2 separate regions of the Homo sapiens genome follow, and region 2 is linked to region 1. A link is an interaction called in ENCODE POLR2A ChIA-PET data of the cell type or tissue named here. Cell type or tissue: GM12878. All regions are shown on one strand. Each heading gives the region's core, and the rest is flanking DNA. Links, peaks and the distances in the headings are about the cores only.

Region 1 (4,000 bases), core at 1-4,000:
CCAGTATCCTTTTCATTGCATTGCTACAGTGTTACTACACACATTAATTAAAATGGCTGAAAGAGTCTATGCAATTAAAATGATCTTGCTGTATTTGATTTTCTTCATTGTAGAATCTATAGATAGCTTAGCAACAGTTAGACTTATTTCATGGTGGGTCATTCAGGCTTACAGATTACATAGTTAGCCTCCTCATTTTTGCAGCTAAAGAAAAGAAGCACAGGCCTGTAATCCCAGTACTTTGGGAGGCCGAGGCGGTGATCACCTGAGGTCAGGAGTTTGAGACTAGCCTGGCCAACATGGTGAAACCTTGTCTCTGCTAAAAAATACAGAAACTTAGCCAGGCATGGCAGTGGGCGCCTGTAATCCCAGCTACTTGGGAGGCTGAGGCAGGAGAATTACTTAAACCCAGGAGGCGGAGGTTGCTGTGAGCTGAGATTGCATCACTGTACTCCAACCTGGGAACAAGAGGGAAACTCCATCTCAAAAAAAAGAAAAAAAGCACAGAGAAGTTAATCTGATTTGCCCAAGGTCACAGAGCAAGTTTTCTTTCCCTAAGAAACAAATCCCTAAGTTATTTGAAGAATATAAAATGAGTTCAGAAGTTGTCAGAGTTTTTGCTTCTTTTAGAGCAAACTTCAATTTCTTTCGATGTTGTTTTTCTAATGTACAGATCTTTTCTGGAAAACTATTATGCAATAATGGGTTTTTATTTCCTTTTAGTTGCCATTACAATTTTATTTTAAATTGCTTGAATGTTAAAAATTATGTCAGGGTTAGTGTCAGGAGAACATGTACTTTGCTTTGTTTTGGAAGAACATGTGAAGACAATGTTTTAGCAGGTGAGGCTTGAACTCTTCTAGTCTACTGCAAAATTATTTACCACACATTTGTGTCAAGACCCAAATAAGGAAACTTACCCATTTGCAGACATAGAATATAGTAGTCTCTCCTTATCCACAGTTTGACTTTCTGTGGCTTCAGTTACCTTTGGTCAACTGAGGTCCAAAAATATCAGATGGAAAATTCCAGAAATAAACAGTTCATAAGTGGTAGATTGTTCTGTTTTATATTATTAGTTATTGTTGTTAATCTCTTACTATGCCTAGCATATAAATTAAGCTTTATGATAAGTGTTTGCATATGGGAAAAAATATAGTACAGTATATGTAGGGTTTGGTACTCTGCAATTTCAAGCATCCATGGGAGGTCTTGGAACATATCCCCTGCAGATAACAGGGACTACTATAGCTCCCTCACCCTCCTCACTAAAAAAAATGCTTATTATAACCACGGAGGATTTAGGATTTCTTTTTATTATATCACATTCCCAGATCTTTTCCCATCATTTTGATCACCTACGCACACATATAGTGCATGAGGATTTATGTTTATAGTTGAGGTGGGTCATCATTTAGGTATTGCTTGGATTGAATTTATTTTCTAGTCTTGTTTAACATCTCCACTGTTTTTAAAAGCAGTACAAGAGGGAGAGTGTTAGAAGAGATGATAGTGTAGATAGTCATTCAATGGGGCTTTTCTGCATTTTATGTGTGGAAAAGGAATATATGGTGTAGTAATAAAAAGGAGACAGTTATACATTCTAGTAAGCCAATTTTATGGTATAATTTTCATTGTCAGAAAACTTAAGGAAGATAATTTACATATCAGCCAGAAACATGGATAAGTGTGTCTTTGTGTATCACCTAGTGCAGCATGTAGTCTGGTGATATCCTGTGTGCTGCAAGTTGCCTTGTGGTTTACTTTCTTTGTTACTTTAAGGTAGAAGGTCTGTATACCTCAGCTGAAGGTATGTAAGTCAGTAGACCAGTGCAGTTGGGAGAATGCCCCCTGACACCCAACTCCACCCAAACACTTCTTCCCTCTTACTCTGCCATTCCTCCCTCCCCCAAGTGAAGAATTAAAGAGAGAAAGAGGTAATGTGAAATGACCCAAACCTAGCATAAGTAGTAGTAGTTGAACATTCTTAATCCTGGAAGAAGAGATGAATGCTTCACTGGAAAGCAATAGTTAGGTCTGTGTGTTAAAAGAAAAGAAAAGTTTAGGCTAAATCTGGTAAAACTTTTAATGATACGGGATCAGAAGTGGAGGGAAAAGTCAAGAAGTGAATTGCTTTTTTTTTTTTTTACCAGGAACTTAATGGAGCAGAAGTATTAACGGTATCTTGTAGGACAGCTTTTCCTAACTTTATTTTTATTGTAGCTCAAGCCAAAAAATGTATTTTCCATTGCAACCAGTACATACTACATTTCATGAAGAATATAGGCCTTTATTATATCATGCATTTTTGACAGATTTTCTATTGTGATATTGTGTTTTGATACTTGTCTTTTGTGACACACTAAATTGATTTCAGAACCTACTGAAATCATCCACTGTAGTTGAATGACACCACTTTAGGGATTATTTCTATAAAGTTGGTGATTAAAAAATCCAGCTTCTAATCATTGATGCAAATTTCTTTTTATGTAATAGAGATGCCCCTTTACTGTGCAGTTTCATCATAAGCTTCTCATTTTTGCTCGTTGAGGGGTAAAAACTGTCTAGCAAATATCATCTTGTTTATTGCAGCCGTTTTTTCTAGAATGTTAGGAGAGAAGCATTTCTTTCACGCTGCTGTAGTTTTTATTTTGTAAGCTAACCTCAGATGTATAGTTTGAACCTTACAACTGCCAGTTAATGTGTTCATAATTTCTTCTACCTATCCATGTTTTGGTAATATATCTTTTTATAATTATTATTTTGTAAGCATAATTGCTCTTTAGTATTTTCAGCTGCTTTATTATGTTTCTTAATTGTCAAAGTAAATCGTGTGGCCCTAAGAAGAATTGGAAAAAAAGGCATTGGAAAAAGTGTAACCTCAGTATACTTGTTTTGATACAGGGAGCATCTTTTAAGGCTTTATATTAAAAGAGTGCACACAAGTGTATAGCTTGGTGAATTTTCACAAGCAACACACTTAATGTAACCAGCCTCTTATCCCTTTCCAGTGACATCCTGCACAACTCCCACCTCCACAGGATGAATATCCTGATTTCTAACAGCATAGATGAGTTTGGCCTGTTCTTGTACTTTGTATAAGGGGAACCATGTGCTAGGTACTCATTTGTATCTGGCTTCTTTTGCTCGGATATTGCTTGTGAGATTTATTCATGTATATTATTGTAGACCTTTCATGTCATTAATGTATTTGGTGCCATTGAGAGAATATGCCAATATTTATTAACCTGTTGATGGGGATTTTTGTAGTTTTCAGTTTGGGGCTTTTATAAATAGTGCTACTATCAACATTATAGTGTATTGCTTTTAGAGAACATGTGTATACCCATTTCTGTTGGGTATATACCCAAGGTTGGAATATACGGTCAAAAGGTGTGCATATTTTCAATATTAATAGATATTGCCAAGTCATTTACTAGTTTGCATTCTAACCAGCAGTAATTGAGGTTTCTAAATGTCCTACGTCCTCACTAACACTTAATATTTTTCGTCTTTTTAATTTCATTCATTCTGATAGATGTGTAGTAGTGTTGCATTGTGGTTTTAATTTGCATTTCCTTGATGACCATTGAAGTTGAGCACATTTTCATATTTATAGATCACTTCAGTATCCTGTTTTGTTTAGTGTCTGCTAAAATCTTTTCTCCATTTCTCTATTGGGTTGTCTTTTTTTCTGTTTTAAGCAACTTTATTGTGATAAAAGTTACATACCAGAAAGTTCAGACTTCTAAAGTATACAGTTTGGTGGGTTTTTAGTATATTCATAGAGTTCTGCAACCATCACCACTGCCTAATTCCAGAATCTGTGTATTACTCCAGAAAGAAACCCATATGTATTAGTAGCCATTCCCCCATTCTTCCACCCACAACCCCTCATAACAACTAATCTGCTTTCTGTCTCTATGGATTTGTCTATTGCGGACATTTCATATTAATTGAATCAAACAATATGTGGTCTTCTGTGACTAGCTTCTTTCAC
Region 2 (13,104 bases), core at 5,322-9,321, 78 kb after region 1:
ATTAGTGTAAAAAAAACAGAATAAAACATACATTACCTTATACACTTCACTAAAGCCACCTCTACCAAGCAGATGAAGTAATAAATATCTTTCATTTAATGTTGGGTGATCTTTGAACCTTAGAGGTGGGGGCAAAAAACAGACATATTAAAACACACACATAAAAATTCCTTCTACACTGAAGTTCTACTCTCTTATTCTATTCCTAGCTATTTATTTCTCAGTTACTCCACTGCTAATTTCAAATTTCATTCAATATTTCTTTTCATTCTCTACCAGTCTATCTGCATGACTACCACCCATCTTAAGGCTTTGGCGCTCACAAAACTTTTATAGCTCAATATTCAGGAGCAATGACCAATTATAGCACTCTCACAAAGACCTAATAATTACTGCATTGCCAAGAGCTTCATAAAATCCTTTATGTACTCAGCAAGAATCACTTCTCTGGAAAAAACAGACTTTTATATTGGGAGTTATAATCAAGCTTTTACAGTATTGACATATGATTAAACATAATTATAAACTGGCCTTCATCATTAAATTTTACTGTCTTCGGACTTTTGTAAAATAAATTAACCACCAATTTTAAAAAGATTTTTTAAAATTAAAAAAAAAATCACTCATAGGTAATACTACTACTATTACTACTTAAAATTTACCGTACTTGCCATATATAGGCTGAGTATCCCTTATTGAAATACCTGGAACCAGAAGTGTTTCCGATTTGGGAGTTGTTTTTTTTTTTAGAATATTGCCGACTGAGCATCCCTAATCTGAAAATCCAAAATCTGAAATGCTCCAATGAGCATTTCCTTTGTGCAAGACCTTTGAATGTCATGTCAGTGCTCAAAAATTTTCAGATTTTAGAGAAGTTTACATTTCAGATTTCCAACATTAGGATGTTCAACTTGTGCGTTTTATGCTCTTACCTGTATTAACTCATTTAGTTTTCAACCCACCCTATCAGGTAGGTCCTATAACTATGTCTGTTTTATAAATGAAGGTACTGATGCACAGAAAAGTTAAGTAACTTGCTTAACAGCTAATAAAAGGCAGGACTTAGCAGAAAAATGTGGTTCCAAAATGTACACTTTCAAAAAAAAAGTCAGCTTTGCAATACTAATACACTGTATTTTTATTTATTTATTTATTTTTTTATTTTTTGGAGACAGAGTCTCGCTCTGGCTGGAGTGCAGTGGCACGATCTTGGCTCACTGCAGCCTCTGCCTACTGGGTTAAAGCAATTCTTCTGCCTCAGTCTCCCAATTAGCTAAGACTATAGGCATGTGCCACCACGCCCAGCTAATTTTTGTATTTTTAATAAAGACGGGGTTTCACCATATTGGCCAGGCTGGTCTCAAACTCCTGGCCTTGTGATCCGCCTGCCTCGGCCTCCCAAAGTACTGCGATTTCAGGTGTGAGCCACAACGCCTGGCCAAAATACATTGTATTTTATTATTTTTTTCAAGATCAATTGACTCTAGATTTAGTAATTTAAGCTTTTTCTTGAGAAACTTGTAGATATAAGAAATTTCTGCTTAGTTTCAAGCCACACTGTAAAGCTGTAACAGTTGATTTTATTTTCATCAATGTAAGTCAGATCCACAAAATTTGAAATGTAATTTTCGGAACAGTTAGTCTTAAATTAGTTTTGTACCATATGCTCTATTAGATTTTTTTTTTTTGGAGACAGAGTCTCACTTTTTTTTAAGACAGTCTTGCTCTGTTGCCCAGGCTGGAGTGCAGTGGCGCAACCTCCGCCTCCCGGGTTCAAGTGATTCTCCTGCCTCAGCCTCCCAAGTAGCTGGGATTACAGGCGCCCACCACAACGCTGGGCTAGTGTTTTTATTTTTAGTAGAGATGGGGTTTCACCATGTTGGCCAGGTTGGTCTCGAACTCCTAACCTCAAGAGATCCGCCCACCTCAGCCTCCCAAAGTGCTGGGATTACAGGCATGAGCTACCACACCTGGCCCCTCACTTTTTTTTTTTTTTTTTTTTTTTTTTGGAGACAAAGTCTCACTTTGTCAATCAGGCTGGACTGCGATCTAGGCTCACTGCAGGCTCAGGCGATCCTCCCTCCTCAGTTCCCCAAGTAGCTGCGACTACAGGTGCATGCCACCATTCCCTGCTAAGTTTTGTATTTTTTGTAGAGACAGGGTTTTTCCACCTTGCTGAGGCTCGTTTTTGACTCCTGGGCTCAATCAATTTGCTTGCACTGGCCTCCCAAAGTGCAAGGATTACAGGCATAAGCCAGCACACCTGGCTTTCATTAGAATTTTAATCTGACATAATTTAGGTTATTCCATAACTATTTCTTTCTCTTCACACAATGGAATGATCTGTGTATTTATGAATTATACATACATAGACATCACAAGAAGACCTTTCTAAGCAAGATTTTCATATTTCACACAGAAATTGGCCACTTCCTATTCTGATACTTATATTAACTCATGAAGCTTTAAACTACATGACCAGTCAAAGATGAAGTGTAAACAGAAACCTTTCCTCTCTTGTACATCAACTAAATCCAAGTAGTACCTTGCTTAATTTCTACTTCTATGTCTTGCTCAATTTCTATCTTTTTCATGAAGCTCCCACAAGCCCACAGATATTTTCTTTTCTTTCAATTGCTTCAACATATACTATCTATGGCACTCATTCTGACAACTGATTAAGAACACAGACTGTAAGCTGTACTTTTCCATTTCTCTCCCAATTCTTGCATAATGTGGGATACATGGCTTACTGAAATACTTTTGGTTGAAATAATTTCTCCTTCACTACTATAACATTAACTTTGGTATTCAAATATTTATTAAGTGCCTGCCATATGTCAGGCACTGGTCTAGGCTTTACGGATACAGCAAGAACAAAACCAAGTCCTTGCACTCATGAAGCTTACATTCTAGAGGGAGGAGACAAATAATAACTAAAAAATAAATTTATAATTCCAGATAGTGATCAACATCCAGAAAATATAAAGCAAGGTAACGATATTAAAAGAGGAAATGAAGAAGCAGAGACTTTTTTTTTTTTTAAAGAAATGGGGGTCTCACTATGTTGACAAGGCTGGTTTTGAACTCCTGGCCAAAGCAATCCTCCTACCTGAGCCTCTTGAGTAGCTGGAACTATAGGTGAGCACCACTGGGCCTGGCTAGGGACTACTATTTTAAATAGGATGATCTAAGAATGGCCTTTCTAAAGAACATTTGGAGTGAGATAAGTAATTAAGCCAATTAGGTGTTTAGAGGAGGAACATCCAGGCAGAGGAAATGGTAAGCACAAAAGCCCACTGAGAAGGGAATGCTCTTGACATGTTTAAGAGAAGTGAGGACAGTAAGGTGGCCAGGGACCAAATCATAAAAGGCCTTCCAAGCCATGGGAAGGACTTTGGATCTTTTCTAAGTACGATGAGACAACCCAAGAAGGAAATATTGTGTTTATGCTCTATGGGGGGCGGGGGTAGTTTTAATAATATGAAACTGTGAAATGCAAATAATGACTTACTGTGAATTATCTTCATTGTTTATTCTTTTCAGCTCACGTATGTGAAGATTTCTGACTCTTTCCAAACGTTCAAGTTCTGCCTGGATTTCTGCCTCTTCCTGAAAATGAAGAGAGGGGACTATAACAAGCTCAATTTATTTGCGATATAAAAAAGATATTTTTACCCATGCATCAATGTTTTACAGTGATGGGAAGAATAGTATATTATAAAGTACCACCGAGTTAAAAGACCAAAGTGCTCTTTTCAATGCCGAAAAGATGGAAAGAGATAAGGCAAAAACCTATTTGAAGAAACCATCCTCCACATGAAAATCTATACCTAATGAGATGCTGGGTTTTATTCTGTACTACAAGAAATCTATTTTTATAATGTATATACTGAAAGGTAGTTGAAAACTGACATAACATAAAATGAGCCATTTCTAGTCCATGCAAATTTTAATTTAAGAAGGAATAATTTACTAGTAGAAAACAAATAAAATGAAAATATTTTATAATAGTTAAAAGAGGAAGAAAGAAAAAAGCAGAATGATTCTTCCTACGCCTTACAGCATTTGGAGTACAAACACACACACACACACACACACACACACACACACACACACACACACAAACTGACCACTCACTTGCAATCCTAAAGATACATTACAACAAAAAATTTATAGATTGCTGTAGTAGACTCTAAGGTATCAGAGCAGATGTAAATAAATCTTAAAGAAATTTAATAATCAATATAAATATTTTGATAAATACATTTTTGTCTTAAAATATACAACTTTTAGACTAGCCACCAAAACAAGTACACATATCACTCATGTCATTCATGTCATTCATTCATACACACACACATATACACACACACACACACACACACACACACACCCACCCCTTTTTTGTCAATACAAATTTGAATACTACTTAAAAAATGGATAAGACTAGGGCTGGGTGCAGTGGCTCACACCTGTAATCCCAGCACTTTGGACTTTGGGAGGCTGTGGCGGGCGGATCACCTGAGGTCGGGAGTTCGAGACCAGCCTGACCAACATGGAGAAACCCCGTCTCTACTAAAAATACAAAATTAGCCAGGCGTGGTGGCGCATGCCTGTAATCCCAGCTACTTGGGAGGCTGAGGCAGGAGAATTGCCTGAACCTGGGAAGTGGAAGTTGCAGCAAGCTGAGATCGTGCCACTGCACTTCAGCCTGGGCAACAAGAGGGAAACTCCATCCCCACTCTCCAGCCCACCGCCACCCGCCGTCAATAAAAAAAAAGGATAAGCCTGTGCCAGGTTTCAGTGAAAGTTTCTAGCCCAATTTCTTTTTTCACTCTGTCACTCAGGCTGGAGCGCAGTGGCATGATCACAGTTCACTGCAGCCTCGACCCCGCAAGCTCAAGCAATCCTCCTGCCTCAGCCTTCCCAGTAACTAGGACTACAGGCATGCGCCACCACACCTGGCTATTTTTTTGTAGAGATGGGGTCTCACTGTGTTGCCCAGGCTAGTCCTGAACTCCCGAGCTCAACGGATCCTCCTGCTTCAGCCTCTCAAAGTGTTGGGATTATAGGTGTGAGCCACCATGCCCGGCTTAGAATATTTTTAGTACGTAATTTTGAAGTAAAGAAATACAGATCACCTTGGCCTAATGTGTACCCACTAGAATTATAAATCTAGACCACGTGGAACAGAAGTTTTTTCTGAATAATGCATTTAAATATTTCATCAGCTCCTTTGCTTCTTTTTAGTAATTTATCTTTTGATATAAAAAATTATTTACCTCAAAATATAACTCTGAAATTTACTTTGAAAATATAAATATTATCATTTCATTCAAAGACAGAAAACAGAGGTATAAAGCTTATCACACCGGTACCTAAGACAGAAATTCAGAGGAATATTTTAAGCATTATGAGAAAAAACAAATTATATCTCTAAAGATTATGTTGTTTGTACTTCACATTACTCCTAAGGTTATTATTTTAAAATGAAATTCAACCACGACTTGTTGCAGAGATATTTAATGCAGATTTGATATTACATGGCAAATAGAAAATTTCAAAATAAATTCAAATGAAGATAAATCTTTCTACAAGTATTGGGAGATTTTCTACAATAGGTACACTACATAGATTCTCTTAATTTAACTGAAATTTCCTCATTAACAGCTTCGGTCACATATATTTTTAATTTTAATTTTAAAAAGTAAAGTGATATCCTAGGAGATTCAATAATCAAAGTTTCATAAAAACAGGAAGTAAATTTTAAAGCTTTGAGACAAAAAACTCAAAACATAGCTTAGTTATCATAGTTAGCCATGTAAAACAGATAAGAAACTTGCCTACAGGTTTACCCAGGAGTATGAAAGAATTTAAATTAATTTACACTAGAAATGTAGAATCTAGATTCAATTCTAATCTAGACTAGAATCTAGAAAGCAATGACTCTTTCCCTTCATGTTACTAATGTTTGCTGCTTAAAAACTTAATTTGACTGTCACATGTGTAGGAAGCTACTCAACATTTGGTGGGCTGGTGCAAGTTTAAATAATCTGATAAAATTGTGAAAAGCCTATTAGAATAAATACTTGTTTTAACTTTTATTTGAAATTGTGGCATGGGGAGACTATTTCAACAGTGAATTTATAAAAGCTAATTTTTACTGAGTCATAAATAAGTAAGATTCAAATAGGTTGTTGATGAACATAATTACATTTGTTTTATAATCTTCAGATGTCTATACAATGGTAGTAATCAATATTACAAAATAAATACTTGTTAAAGAAAGTAAAATATGTATCAGCAAATTAAAGCAAGCTTTTTTTATTTTGCCTCTAAAAACATGACAAATATGTCCCATAAAAATCTTACAAAATCAAAGCACAAGCAAGTTTCATTCCATTTGAATTGTTAAGTTTACTGGAAGAACAACAAAATGTCAGTAGCACTAGAGAAAAAAAGATGGATTCTGGGTATTTAGAAGGAAATGTCAAGGGAAGAAACTATGTCTTAAATAGATAGATATAAACCCACCATACTCAGTGAAATATATTTGTCTTTCATCTTGTAAGTTAGTATTTCACAGTATCTTGGACTTCAAGCAAACTGACACACTTCTGGGGGAAAGGTAACTCTGCTACGCTAAAAATTCCACTAAGAAAAAGTACATATATTGTGATGGGCTGAATGTCTGTGTTCCCTCAAAATTCATATATTGAAGCCCTTATTCCCTAATATGGCTGCATTTGAAGATGAGGCCTTTGGGAGGTACTTAGGGTTGGATTAGGTTATGGAGCCTTCATGATGGGATTAGTGGCCTTATGAGAAGAAAGGTTCCCCCACCCCTCCCTCCAAGGAGCACAGAGAAAAGGCCATGTTAGGATAAAGTGAGAGGGTGGCTATCTGCAAGCCAGCAAGAGAGCCCTTACCCAAAACTAAACTCTGCCTGATCTTGTCATGGACTTCTAGAATACATTTCTGTTGTTTAGGTGCCCAGTCTGATATTTTGTTATGGCCAACACACATACTTGTAGATAAATGCTAGGGCAATACTGTCTAGCACCTTGTCCTCAGAGAATGGGGCAAGGCCCAGTTTTGGTTTGGCCCAGGGTACAATAGTTTGAACAACTTATCTTTGCTACAGATCATTTCCAAAGATCTATCCAGTAGGCTACATTCTCCTTGCCTGAGACTGACATTAACCTGTGGGCCATCCTCAGAAATAATCTTTTTCCAAGGGTTCAGGAGAAGACAGGATTAACTAGGCTCACAATTGATCTGAATTCACCACAGAATAGAATCCTCAAACTCATAGCAAAACTAGGCCAGACGAGTAGACTGAAAGGAGACAATCCAATCAGCTAAGTTGTGCTTAGTAAGAACACCAAGTTTCAGTCCTGAATTCATACACTAGCTGAGCAGTTAATGAAAGCAGAGAAAATCTAAAAGAAACAAAGAGACAAACAGCATCTCCAGAAATGAACTGGTCTCTGTAGGCTATTACAATGAAGAAGAGACATAAGTAAGAACAGACTGTATTAAAGAGAGAGGTAAGTTTGGCAATTAAATACACAATAAAAGGACATGGCTCTTTTCTGTTCAAACAAAAACTACAATGGAAAATTTAACAATACACACTATAGCTATTTTAACAGTATTTTAAAATAAAATCTAATACTCACATAAAAAGCCAAGTCAGACAGGTATACAACAGATCTCAACACTGTCTCATTGTTTAAGTAACTTGCAAAAAACACCACCTTCTAACAGTTAAAATTAAAAAAAAAAAATGTGTATGGATAACTCCCACAGCAACTTCACTAAAAGACTTTGTCCCTCACCAGATCTTCAGCATAGAAATGCTTTCTATTTGTAATCAAAGTCTCTTATGGCAACATAATATTCCTTTGGCTCAAGTCTATAAGCCAAATGTAGGCTGTAGCAATGTAGAATTTCTGTAAAATTCCAGGTTAAAAATGATAGGTGGTTCCCATGTGAAGGAGATGTTTTTTAAAAAGAAAAGAAAATGGTAGGTGAATCTGGAGTATTTTGGAGCATTTCTCATAATGGCATTTTTTTCAAAAGGCAATTATTAAAAGGTGAAATATGGTAGGCATTAAAACTATAAGGCTTAAAAAGTTATAAAATACATTTTTATATGTAAAACCAATACATTTCCTGAAAAAATTAAACTTGCTAGTTTAAAGTTATTTAGCAAATCCTGAATATATGTTACATATTCTCTCTATCAAAAAACTCAATTTCTAAGAACTGCCTCGCATAAAGCCAAGATAAAACAGGAAGTATTTTGATGTATTATTCTCAGCGTGCCTATAACCTATGGGAGTTGGTAGAAGAATATGGCTTGGAACAGTCTATTCACCGTAACAACACTACTTGATTAAGAAAACCGGTTCAGAATGAGGTTTTAACACCAGCCAGGTGAGGTGGCTCACACTTATAATCCCAGCACTTTGGGAAGCCAAGGCCGGTGGATCACCTGAGGTCAGGAGTTCGAGACCAGCCTGGCCAACATGGCAAAATCCTTTATCTACTAAAAATACAAAGATAAGCCAGACGTGGTGGTGCTCGCCTATAACCCCAGCTACTCGGGAGGATGAGGCACGAGAATCACTTGAACCCAGGAAACTGAGGTTGCAGCGAGCCAAGATCACACTACTGCACTCTAGCCAGCCTGGGTGACAGAGTAAGACTCCGTCTCAGAAAAAAAAAAAAAAAATTTAACACCAAATTCACTTTAGTAATGTGAATAATATCAATCCCTTAAAAGTTAACATCTCTAAGTCCTAAAAAAATTAAATTTTAATTTCACAAACGATTTATAATGCCATTCTGAAAGTTTACCACCAAGAAAGGGAAAGGTGAAATCAACAAAAGGCACTATTAAAATCTAATTAAGGGCCAGGTGCGGTGGCTCATGCCTATAATCCCAGCACTTCAGGAGGCTGAGGTGGGTGGATCATGAGGTCAGGAGTTTGAGACCAGCCTGGCCAACACAGTGAAACCCCGTCTCTACTAAAAATATATAAATTAGCCGGGCATGGTGGCAGGAGCCTGTAGTCCCAGCTACTTGAGAGGCTGAGGCAGGTGAATCGCTTGAACCCAGGAGTCGGAGGTTGCAGTGGGCCCAGATTGCACCACTGCACTCCAGCCTTGGTGACACAGCGAGACTGTCTAAAAAAAAAAAGAAAAAAAGAAAAAAAAAGCTAATTAAAAGGAAGGGCAGTGCAAAAAAACAATTAAGGAGAAAATTACTAATTTATTTCGAATTTATCCTTATTATGTCACCATATTATATGCTTTCCCATATTCTAAATATGAATGTGTGAGATATGAACCAACCAAAATAAAAGCCAGCCAACCAACCAACCAACCAACCAACCAAAATAACCACCTAGACAAAGCAGGTCTGACTTTTGAAACTATTGCACCATAATCATATTTTTGCTTGAGAATAATTGTGTAGATTGGGGAGAAGGGTAGGAGAAGGAGAAAAGATAAAAATCATTAAATATTGGGGGCTTTCTTTCCTAATTATATAAATGTTCCCTCCACCCCTATCCCCAATTACTAAAGTGGCTTATTACTGATGAGAGCATACTGTATCACCTCAGGTGTGTTCAACTAGCTTAGATAATTAACTTAGTACCTTTACTCAATGTTTTGCTCTCTACACACTTCATTTCCTGTTTTTCTGGGGGTGTGTGGAGGGGTAATGGTTTACTCTCCCTTCAAATGCATAAATACATGCATTAATACCCGTAACTTGGAATGACTGTTAAAACAGGCAGGTTTTAATTCTGTCAGTTCCTCTACTTTATTATAACAAAACAAAACAAAAACTACCTCCCCAGCATCAAATAAATGTTTAAGAATTCAACTGATTGGCAAAATTTAAATATCTGGCACACTTGTCTTAAAAATATTTACAGCTGCTGTATTATAGGAGTGAAATTAACGTTCAACACTAACCAAGGGGCTGACACCAAGCCTGATCACACACAGGTGCAATGCCTTCGTGTAGTGTACTGCAGTCCTTCTCCCAGTTTTCTTTCCTGCTTTCCCGCCCCGACTTTTTTTTTTTTTTTTTTTTTTTTTTTTTTTTTTTTTGGTAGAGACAAGATTTCCAACTCCTGGGCTGAAGCAATCCTCTGGCCTCTGCCTCCCAAAGTGCTGGGATTACAGGCATGAGTCACCATGCCTGGCCTCTGCTTCCTTTTAAACCTAGTCTTCTACATGCTCATTATGCATATGGCATGGATTTACAGTTATGATTGGGAAGGGCTGGTAGCCAAGCAACTGTTTTCTCTTTTTTGTGAAAGTTATCTCTGAACTGAATTTACAAATCTGAATTAGTTACAAACCCTGCTGATGGCTAACATGACTTCTAAGATTCTTCCCAAAATGTTTTAAATTCCATTGCCTGTATAACAACAGGATTAATATTAAACACTGTGGATCAGGCACGGTGGCTCACGCCTGTAATCCCAGCACTTTGGGAGGCTGAGGTGGGTGGATCACAAGGTCAGGAGTTCGACACCAGCCTGACCAACATGGTGAAACCCCGTTTCTACTAAAAAATATATATAAAAATTAGCCAGGCATGGTGGCACATGCCTGTAATCCCAGCTACTCAGGAGGCTGAGGCAGGAGAATCGATTGAACCTGGGAAGCGGAGGCTGCAGTGAGCCGGGATCATGCCACCACACTCCAGCCTGGGCGAAAAACACACACACACACACACACACACACACACACACACACACTGGGGAAGTAAAACACCTTTTACCTCTACATTTTCATTTTGGTAGCTGAACATTATCTACTACCAAGTTAAGGTTGTGTGATTATAAATATGGAAAAATAGAGCCAGGATAGTTTGCAGGTCCATATGTGAGTAAGAGATAAGAACGTAAACACTGAGTTTTCCCATCTACAGCTAGTTCCATGTTCTCTCACCACAGTCATCTTTTTGGGACAACTACTCATTTTTAAATGGAAAATAGTAGTAAGCACAAATTGTAAAGTTAGAATTCCAGCACTCTTCTTGGCACCTTTCTTGCACATACACACACACACACCTCCCTCCAAGAAATCAGGAATCTTTTAACATTCTTCATGGGCTTAATCACGACTTTTTCCAGTATAGTATACTTTTCCCAGAATTCCACTGAAAACTACTGCCTACACAAGCAGCATCTTGTGTCAGGTTCTACAGAAACATCATGTACAATGTAGTTGGCTTTAATTGAGAGAATTCCTAGAAGATTTCTTCCAGTCATGGCTATAAATATAAAGATGAACAACAGGTTTAAAGATTAAGCCCTCTAGCATTATAATGCTCATTATTTTCATATTTTCATTCAAACCTAAAGTGACAAAAAATGTCACATATGCAAACTTATTCTTTGTGGTCATACTAAGGGTTTGATAAGTCAGATGACAATGGTGTTCTAGAAAAAAAGACCAAAGGGGACATCAAACTTCAAGAATATTTGGGGGTCAATTCACCTAAAGCCAACGCCCTGCATTCTCCACTGTTCAAAAGGCTTGTAGACAATCCATTGTCTTCCATTTCAACTAGTTGCATGGTCCACTGTGAAGGAGTGAGAAAAGAGCTGTGTACTTGTTCTTGACCTGTAAAGATTTCATCATGGAAGATTAATACTGATGCTGCTGCTGCCTGTTACTGGTTGTTTCTCTTTGCAGGTGCCAATATCGGTCAGAGAACAGGATTTCAGTGGCAGAGTTGTTGCTATACTGTTATCTCTTCAGAACGGAGGCACAAGGAGAGATGAATGCCACATCGCAAGGAGCAAAGGAGAGAGAGAGAAAGAAATGGTGTCAGGTGGCATGTTGGATGTGATTTTTGTTTTAGTAGAGATTGAGATGACTGTAAATTGTTTAGCTGATTCCTTCGGTCTGCAAAGATACATTTGTGTTGGTGCTGATGGTTCTTGACTAATCCTGTTTCAATTACAAATTGGTTATGTTTTTCAAATAAAACTTCTGGCACTTATATTCAGGGCTCATAAGTCAAATGCACTCACACATACACACACACACACACACACACACCAAAACACACACATTAAAGCCAATCCCTACTACACTATTTAATACTCCATACTGAGATGTCACACTTTCTAAACACATTCTCTCCAACTAATCAAATATTTAAAATCAAGAAGACAAAAAAATCTGAAGACAAGAAAATAAAGAGTAACATACCCACATGCTGTTCATATCACAAATTTGAGTAACAGCAGTCTCAAGACATAGTTACTGGACCTAATAACTTTCAAAATTCTCATTTACTCATCAGTTTGGGGTATTATGACTAATAACTTGTATCTTTTTAAAAATATAGACATTTCAAGGAAGTTGATTTTGCAGGGATTGTATTTTTAGTTTTATGTGTTAATTTAGTGACAATCCTTGAAAGCAAATCCACACCATCTTCTTCAACTCCAGAATAAAGATCTGACTATATAATCAACCTAGCAGAGCTTCTGAATCACAAAGATAAATTGTTTTCCCATAATTAGAACTTATCAGAGACAGGTATCAAAACCTGATCAACTATAAGAGCAAACTGGTTTTTGGTTGGTTTCCTTGAACCCACGATTCCACATGGGCACAGGTAGATAAAATAGGATCATTTAGAAGCTTTGCCTCAAATTAACAACTTTTTAAAGATAGGAAATTAATCTCTTTACAACTACAAGCTTTTATTAAGTAATAACTGGGGAAGTTTGTATATAATTAATGATAACCAAAAAAGTTACTTGTTCCTTTTGAAATAGTTTCAGGAATAATTTGTATAGTCTCCATACATTTTACTATATAGTTCTATTCTAAGAATTCCTTAAGATATATTTTAAAATTATTTGAGTTTTTATTTAAAAATGTGCTTTTTAAAAAGGTCTTTGTTGACCTTTAAAAATAAATCGAGTGAAAATCAATATATTAGTTAATAATAAAGAAATATTGTAGTTGATTCAACAGTCACTAACATAATGCCCAAGGAAGAAAGTATGTGAAAGAGAATGAAAAAGAATGTGTATGAAAAATAATTAA

Evidence for each region. Peaks named below come from ENCODE experiments on the same cell type or tissue, not always from the same donor. Only the 100,000 strongest peaks of a DNase experiment are listed, where the experiment ranks them.
Region 2: POLR2A ChIA-PET joins it to region 1 with 5 read pairs; 3 of 35 experiments call an interaction of 5 or more read pairs at or near these places.

What each region holds. Positions count from the first base shown.
Region 1 is chr2:170,938,508-170,942,507 of GRCh38, forward strand. All of the region lies in intron 1 of GORASP2 (golgi reassembly stacking protein 2), which reads left to right. Among named protein-coding and RNA genes, the nearest start is that of GORASP2, 11 kb to the left of the region's middle. In GM12878, for the core only: no CTCF peak of the experiment used is centred there; no DNase peak of the experiment used is centred there.
Region 2 is chr2:171,011,337-171,024,440 of GRCh38, forward strand. TLK1 (tousled like kinase 1) reads right to left here. Exons shown (of 21, transcript NM_012290.5): 13 at 3,515-3,612; 14 at 37-118. Among named protein-coding and RNA genes, the nearest start is that of GORASP2, 89 kb to the left of the region's middle. In GM12878, for the core only: no CTCF peak of the experiment used is centred there; a DNase peak (open chromatin) is centred at 7,395; H3K27ac peaks cover 716 bases.